3 separate regions of the Mus musculus genome follow, and all the other regions are linked to region 2. Evidence: chromatin loops called from intact Hi-C (ENCODE). Cell type or tissue: heart. All regions are shown on one strand.

The links. Hi-C counts contacts between places; a loop is a spot of excess contacts. Peaks named below come from ENCODE experiments on the same cell type or tissue, not always from the same donor. Only the 100,000 strongest peaks of a DNase experiment are listed, where the experiment ranks them.
Region 1: a loop joins it to region 2, with 2.1 times the contacts of the local background. A loop is called at or near these places in 3 of 42 quality-filtered maps.
Region 3: it touches region 2 in a loop (2.0-fold over the local background); 2 of 42 quality-filtered maps call a loop at or near these places.

The regions. Positions count from the first base shown.
Region 1 is chr12:99,214,110-99,216,609 of GRCm38, forward strand. The region is part of intron 4 of Foxn3 (forkhead box N3); the gene reads right to left. Among named protein-coding and RNA genes, the nearest start is that of 4930474N09Rik, 53 kb to the left of the region's middle. In heart, a CTCF peak has its summit at 1,528; a DNase peak (open chromatin) is centred at 192; H3K4me3 peaks cover 129 bases; H3K27ac peaks cover 2,037 bases.
Region 2 is chr12:99,339,441-99,341,940 of GRCm38, forward strand. It overlaps Foxn3 (forkhead box N3), which reads right to left. Exons shown (of 6, transcript NM_183186.2): 3 at 1,982-2,094. It overlaps 3300002A11Rik (RIKEN cDNA 3300002A11 gene), which reads left to right and starts at 1,591. Exons shown (of 3, transcript NR_166805.1): 1 at 1,591-1,785. RefSeq lists an enhancer at 1-1,831. In heart, a CTCF peak has its summit at 1,187 (motif pointing left); a DNase peak (open chromatin) is centred at 1,651; H3K27ac peaks cover 591 bases.
Region 3 is chr12:99,267,006-99,269,505 of GRCm38, forward strand. All of the region lies in intron 4 of Foxn3 (forkhead box N3), which reads right to left. Among named protein-coding and RNA genes, the nearest start is that of Gm46371, 62 kb to the right of the region's middle. In heart, a CTCF peak has its summit at 1,540 (motif pointing left); a DNase peak (open chromatin) is centred at 1,046; H3K27ac peaks cover 394 bases.

The sequences.
Region 1 (2,500 bases), 130 kb before region 2:
TGTATTCATTTCAAAGCAACCTGGCAGCAGTAGCAGATGTGTGCCTGAGATTTGAAACTGCCTGGGAACGTTTACGTAAGGTGGCTCACCCTCTGAACCCAGCCCTCCTTCTCAGGGGAGCTGCTGAGTCTGGCCTCCAGTCCCTGCCATTTCTTGGTTTTCCTCACTGGCAGCACACTCCAGACTGAGATGGTGAGCATGCATGTGCCCGCTCACTGGCTGCCAAGAGCCAGCTGTGACACTTAAGTGTGCCTCCATCTCTTCTCCTTTCTGTCCCCACCCGCAAGTGTCAGGAATGAGGTCTCTGGAAACTGGCACAGCCAGTTCACAATGGCTCTGTGGAAAAAGGCATTGAGAGCCGTCTCCTTTTCCACTGAACACTAGGCAGGAATATGAGCCCAGTCGCCTGCCCTTAGCCTAAAATTAGCATCTTTCTTTCCCTTCTGTACTGGCTGGTTTTGTGTGTCAACTTGACACAAGCTAGAGTCATCAGAGAGGAAGGAGCCTCAGTTGAGGAAATGCCTCCATGAGATCCAGCTGTAAGGCATTGTCTTAATTAATGATCAATGGGGGAGGCCCAAGCCCATGGTAGGTGGCGCCATCCTTGGGCTGTTGGTCCTGGAGCTCTATAAGAAAGCAGGCTGAGCAAGCCACATGAAGCAAGCCAGTAAGCAGCACCCCTCTATGGCCCCTGCATCAGCTCCTGCCTCCAGGTTCTAGCCCAGCTTGAGTTTCTACCTGACTTCCTCCAATGATGGACTATGACCTGGACAAATAAACCCCTTCTTCCCAACTTGCTTTTTGTTTGTGGTGTTTCATTACAGCAATGGAAACCCTGACTAAGACCCCTTCTCTCACTATGCACCTCCTGAAAAAAAAAAATCAATACATTCAAAGACCAACACAACCCATCACCTCACGTTCTGAGATGGAGTTAGGAGGCAGCTCAGTCAAATACTAAAGAAAATACACATTTGAAGGCAACTTCTAACTCTGTGTGCTCAGTAGAAGAGGTCTAAGCATCCCTTTCTGGTCGACAGCATTCCCATCTTTTCTCCCAGCAACCCGGGAGAAGAGAACGGTTGCTGGAGCCACTGCACAGGCTTCAGCACCAGACTCCCCAGCACTTACTGGTTTTCTTAAATGTCTCCAAGGCCTTCTCAAATCAGCTAGACTGTGACACTCACACCTGGCCAGGGAGAAGCAGCATGGATCAGTGCATACTCGATGGCCATTGAGCTAGGGATTGCTTGTCCCTGCCCCCCTAGCACCAGAATTACAGGCATGTATTCCCTAACCCCAAACCCCACGTCTGGGACTCAGGTGCTCACACAAGTACTACTGACGGAGCCACTTTCCAGGGTCTAAAGCTCATTTCTGTTCTGAAAGGTCCGAGGCATAAAACAAACATTCCTGCACACTGTGCTGGCCATCAGCACTTCACCTGCCTCGCTCTTTGATATGCATCTCCCTTAGTCTTTGCAAGGTCTAAAATTAACCTCAGCAGGGAGCTTGCAGCTCTGCCATTGGAGGGCAGCCCTGGCTAACACTATGAGAGGCCATAAGTAGAGCAGCAGGCCATTCCTGCCATCATTCCTCCCCTGAAGGCACCCTTTCCACCTGCTTGCTTGGAAGCAGGCTGGGGAAGGGCTGTCACGGCAGGCAGGGCAGGCAGGGCACAACCTGTTTCCTGTGGTCTTTCTTCTGTGGAGCCCTATATAAAGGACATATACCCCGGTTCCAGACAGCATTCCCCACCCCTCTTGGTCCATTCTGCTGTTTTGTTTATTATTGAGAGTTCCGTCTCTGGGAAAATTCCAACCAAGGATTATATAAGCCTTTGGAGATGGCTTATGGTGACCTAGTTTCTCCACAGGGGTTAAAGATGATTCATAAGGATTGTCAAGGGAGCTACTAGGCAGGTGATTCAGGAGATGCGAGCAGCTGAGATCCGTCTACACCACCACGTTTTAGGGAGAGACTGGAGTAGGTGGATAGATTTTGATTTCAGAAGGTAAGATGAGTAGACAGCCATGCTCTTGGCTGTTCTGGAAGTGGCATTTTGCGCGCGATGGCCCTTCTTGCAGAATGTATCCCACACACTGAGTGACACCAGGGGCACGAACTGTTAGAAGCCAAGGCTTTAATTAACTGTGCCTCTCTGCAAATTGCAGTAGACAACTGAAACAAGAGGGGGTGACCCTCGGGACTGCAGTCCGACCCCTGCAGGGGGCACAGGGCTCCTGGGTTCTCACTAGCGTCTCAGGCAGACTCTTTTCTAAAACTCACTGAGCATTAGAGACAGTGTGCTGGCCCTGGCTTAGACTTTCGGATGCCAAACAGGGAAGAAATCTAAGGGGCTGCCACTTGGTGACCTGAAGTGCAGTGGCTACAAAGCACAATGACAAAGCGGGGTGGGGGGAGCCCTTTCTAGCAACCAAGCTAGCCTGTTAATTGCCAGGACTGAACAGTGCCAGGAGAGGAGGTGGGTAGCTTGCCA
Region 2 (2,500 bases):
TACCTCTGGCCTGTGTGTATTCTACTTGCTACCCCCAGAGTTCTATTATAATCCTTCAAATTATTAAATAATTGCAGTGTTTCCCTGGGGGTCACATTTGGCAACAAGGCACTGGCCTAAATGAACCAATGACACGACCCAGTGAATAACACTTACATTTTTAACTTGCTAGAAGCAAACGGGTGTGACATACTTCTAAGGGAGAAACTAGAGAAACTAGTGGGGTGGGCTTGGAAACTGAATATCGACAGTATTGCAATAATTAGTGCCAGGCTCCCCACCAACCCCATAAAAAAGCAACTCTCTAACCCCAATCCCAGCTTCTATTTCAGGAATGGCTACCATCACAAGAAGAGAGGCAGGCATATGGCTCTCCCCTTCTGGACATTCCTACAATGTAGGCTAGGCTGCTCTGGAAAATCCCATCTCTTCCTCCTACAGCTATATGACCTCGAGTTGTCATTTCAAATAAAGTATGCTTCCACTGATTTTTATGAACACAGACAAAAGCAGCTACAACCTTCCTTCCCCCAGCCCCCCAAAAATACCCTTGCGAACCAACTGTAGTTGCTATGTAGGGTTATTTGTTTCTAAGGCAACAGCTTATGTCTAAGTACTAATGGCCTGTCCTTTTGCCAGGCAACAAACAGCCTTGTGATGCAAGTGCACCTGTCTCAGCTACGCGTTACTATGGAGACACTCCAGTTACTATGGCTACCATCACGCTAATCGCCTAGCAAAGGCAGACATACAGCAGTCTTCTCATAGAGCCCAGCTGCTTCTCCCGTCTCTTGCCGGAGACTGATTGTCTAGGGTCTGTGATGGAACGCACAAGAACTTCATTAATGCCACGTTGGAAGGCTCACTCTGTGTGCCCTCCTGCAGAATAAACATCAGAACAGAAAAATCTGCAAGTGGACTGTAAAATTCCCCAGCCTTCTGACACCGGGCCATTCCCAATTAACATAAATGTCTACTCCACTGGCAGTTTCTCTTAACCAGTTAACAAAGGAAATGCTGCTACATGCCTTCTAGAACTTCTTGGTAGGGGACTGGAAAGATGGTTTAGTGATCTAAGAGCACCGGCTGCTCCTCCAGAGGATCCAGGTTCAATTCCTAGCACTGACACAGTGGCTCAAATCGCCTGTAATTCCAGTTCCAGGGGATGCAATGCCCTCTTCTGGCCTCCACAGTCACCAAGCATTCAAATGCTACACAGACATAAATGAAAGTGAAACAGCTGTACACTTAAATAAAGTAATTTTCAAACTTTCTTAGTGGGCCTGATGACAAGCACCGTGAAGAGCTAAGACTCCATCCACAGGTTGAAATCCGGCTCTTTGTTCTGTAAGGCCCTTTCTTCTAACTTAGCACTGACATGCTTTTTAAACTGTGACAATCTACCTAACACCCCTCCCATTGTATATTTGTAAAAATGCACTCATGACCTCAGTCTCATGACAGCCAGACACGTGAGGAGGGAAAGTGGCCATGGTTCTCAAGACAAACACTTAGTAACCACAACAAACCCATCACTCAGGAGCCTGTCGACATGGAAACCGGATGACAACAACCGAGCCTGCCTTCTTTCCACATCTCTAGAGGCAGGCCATGGGAAGGTGGAATCACCTGTGTGCCTCACCGCTCTTATTCCAACAAAGCGTGACCCGCAGAGATAGAAAAGCTGTCCACTTTCCTCTGTAACCGATTCTACCCAGGAAGACGCTATTTACCTACCAGGAGCCCTTCCGGAGCCACACCCGCTCAGTCGGAGCTACAGAAGCGGTAAGCTTCCCAGGAAATGCATAGCCAATGGATGTGCCTCCTCATCAGACTTAATTCTTTTTCCCATTAGTCTGTAGTTATTTTTAAAACATTCATACGGCCTACTAAATTAGTTTTAGAGACTGTCTCTGCTAAAATAACAAAATTCCAGGAGACTTTAAGAAAACAAAAACCCCCGATAGTGCGAGTCACTTACCTTTGATAAGCCTGAGGAGTAGGAGGTGGGTGGTAAGGTGTCTTTTTCAGAGCCTGAATTAGATTTTGTCTATACTCTGGGTCGATGCACCACAATGACCCTTTCCCAATACTCTGCAAAGAAAAATTAAAATGAAAACATATTAATACAGTACAGAGAATTTTGTGGTAGGCAAATACAGGGCTATATTGTAGTTATTCTCCAAAGTTTCCTGTTCATTTGCTAATGATTTCTCAGGCTGACAACAGGACACCATTAAATGCTCTCTGCTCCTCTTTGCCCCGAGTAGATGAGGTCAGATGAACATGTAGCTACCAGATTATGTTGATGCAATAACATGACTGTCAAATCTGAACTACCCCCAACCCAAAATCCCTTATTTCTCAGTATGAATCTGGAGGAATATTCAGACTCGTCCAGAAGTCTCTAACTTGGCTGACGTTCATGGGCGCTGAGAAGACCTTTCGAAGCTCCATCTCTGCTCTAAAAACCCCAGCTGTTTTAAACCACATTATCTTG
Region 3 (2,500 bases), 72 kb before region 2:
CACAGTTAAGCTGGATGGTTAGCGTCACCAGCTCTGTCCCATTATTCATCCTATCCCTCTTTCTACAGCACTGCTTGGTCACACAAACCTGGCAGGACTCAGAATTCAGCAAGCACACTCCCCACTGAGCATTCTAATCCAGATGTCTGGGTGAAGTGGGGATGAGGGGACATGGACAGGCAGGCTGAGAAGAGCTGGGCACCCGGGTGACACTGCAGTGGCCACTCATGTCTGGCTGCAGCTGCTCCGGAACAAGGCAGGGCCATGCTGCCACGTGCCTCCCGGTTGTTGAAAGAAGCCAGCAATCCAGTATCTGAAATTTCCTGAATTCAAAATCAATACGTCCAATCAACAAAACTCTCCTGTGTTCCAGTGTGCAGGGTGGGCCCATCTCCCCTGGAAACCACCGACTTGTGCTCTCCCCGAAGCCCTCAGGATCCCTGGTTACTTCTGCTTCCGGTACTGGATGGCCCACTTCTGTAATCCCGGCATTGGGGGCAGGTAGAGGTGGCAGGGTAGGAGTAGGGGGATCAGGAGTTCAAGGACAGTGTGAGGCCAAACTGGGCTATGTAAAACTGTTTCAATAAACAACCAACCAAACAACCAAACAAACCCCCAAGCCAAAGCCCAACCTAAAGAATATCAAACGCCAGCATCTGAGTACATAGTCCATCGGGTTCCCTCTCACCTTTTTAGAGCCAGAGTCCCCAAAGCCACCTTTGCTGATCACACCCTGGTGCCCACAATCCGAACACAGCCCTCTGCAGACCAGTTCCCACTAATGAGCACTTAAGAGGCACTTAGCTGAGATGGCAGGAGAGGGAAGTGCTTTATTGACACTCGGGACTGATGGAAAAGCTTTGTCCCCCGCCCCGCCCCCTATGTGGATTTCCAACTCCAGCTCAGATTCTTAGAGGCCAAGTTCCCGAAGGCCAGAGACTGCTCTGCGACACTCACCCCGCTGGCATCCAGATGACTATGTGACTCCACACTCCACATCCTTGAGCTTCTCTCAAGAAGTTCTCACGTCGACACCCTTTCCTCAATAGCCACAGAGGAATCCACGCCACGACATTTTGTGTTCAGTCTCACACATGTGGTGTTTCTCCTGGTGGCTGAGTTTCTGTCTATGCAGATGTAAGCTGGACACAGGAAAACCAAGGCCTTGTGTTCCCAGCTGGCCCGGGCTGCCTTTAACAACGAGTCCTGTTCATCCATTCACTCCACGTTGAACAGAGTAATAGATCCCAAGGATGGTGAAAATTTAAGTAGAAAAGGACTTCTGACAAAAGCCTATTCCCTCAGACAGAGGCGGGCTGGAGTCTTTTCGTGTGTGCCTACACACGTATGGGATGACAGTCTGTGTGTGTGCAGGCCTGAGGTCAATCTTAGGAACTTGCCTCAATTACTCTCTGATGTTTTTTTTTGTTTTTTGGTGGAGGCAGGATCTCTCCCTGAACCTGGAGCTTATTGACGAAACTGCACTGGCTGACCAATGAGCTCCCAGGATCCTCCTGTGTCTCCTCCCCCTAGTGTTCAGATCATAGGCAGACACTGCTGTTCCTGGCTTCTTTAAAATGTGGGATACTGAGTATCCAAACTCGGGACTTCACGCTTGCAACATTTTACCAAATAAGTCATCTTGCCAACCATGTCCCCTCTCCAGGATGGTCTTAAGAAAGGGTCCCACCCAACACTCCCTTCCTGGTATGGCCCATGGTAGGTCCAATCAACTGCATACATCTGATGGTCTGCTAAAGATTAGGGTTCAGGCTAAACGTATAGTCCTTCTTTCTGGACACTTTCTGGACAGAGTTCTCGGTGGAAGATTACAAACAGGATTCTAAGTGAATCGTTAAAATCTGGAGGAGTCCCTTTAGCTCAGAAGTCAGCCATCTTTGATTTTCAAGGCATACGGCAGGCATACTCACCATCTCCTTATTGTCGAGAGTAGGGGCTTTGGGGAGAGCAAAGACAGACTTGACACTATGCAGTAATTACTCTACCCTTTAGAGCAGTCTCAAGTGGTTCATTAAAAGAAAAAACGTCCCAAGACACCTAAGGAAGAAACCAGTTCTTCCGAGTCCCAACGGTCTAGAGGGCATGGTGAGATGGGTGTGACCACCCACAAGGCACGCACGCGAGCAGTACTTAATGAAACTACTTTCTCCAGTGGCCTTCCATGAGCTGGGAGGCAGCCGGTCCTTCCTGCACACTGCACTGCCTCTTTACGGGCACCCGCTGTCATTTTCAATGGGGAAATAGAGCGTTTCTCATGGAACAATTGGCATAAAAGGGGCTCTCACATAATGCCCTTCAATCTCCCACAAACGAAAATCAATTGGCCAGTGAGATTGTGTCATCAGAGATCAAAGGGGTGAGTTAGACCTAAACAGGCAGGTGGACCTGATGGGCAGATGGAGGAACGGGGAAAAGCAAGGGCCGGAATCACAGGCTTCTTAGAATCACAGGCTTCTCTGATGACCTCACGGTCTTGTCG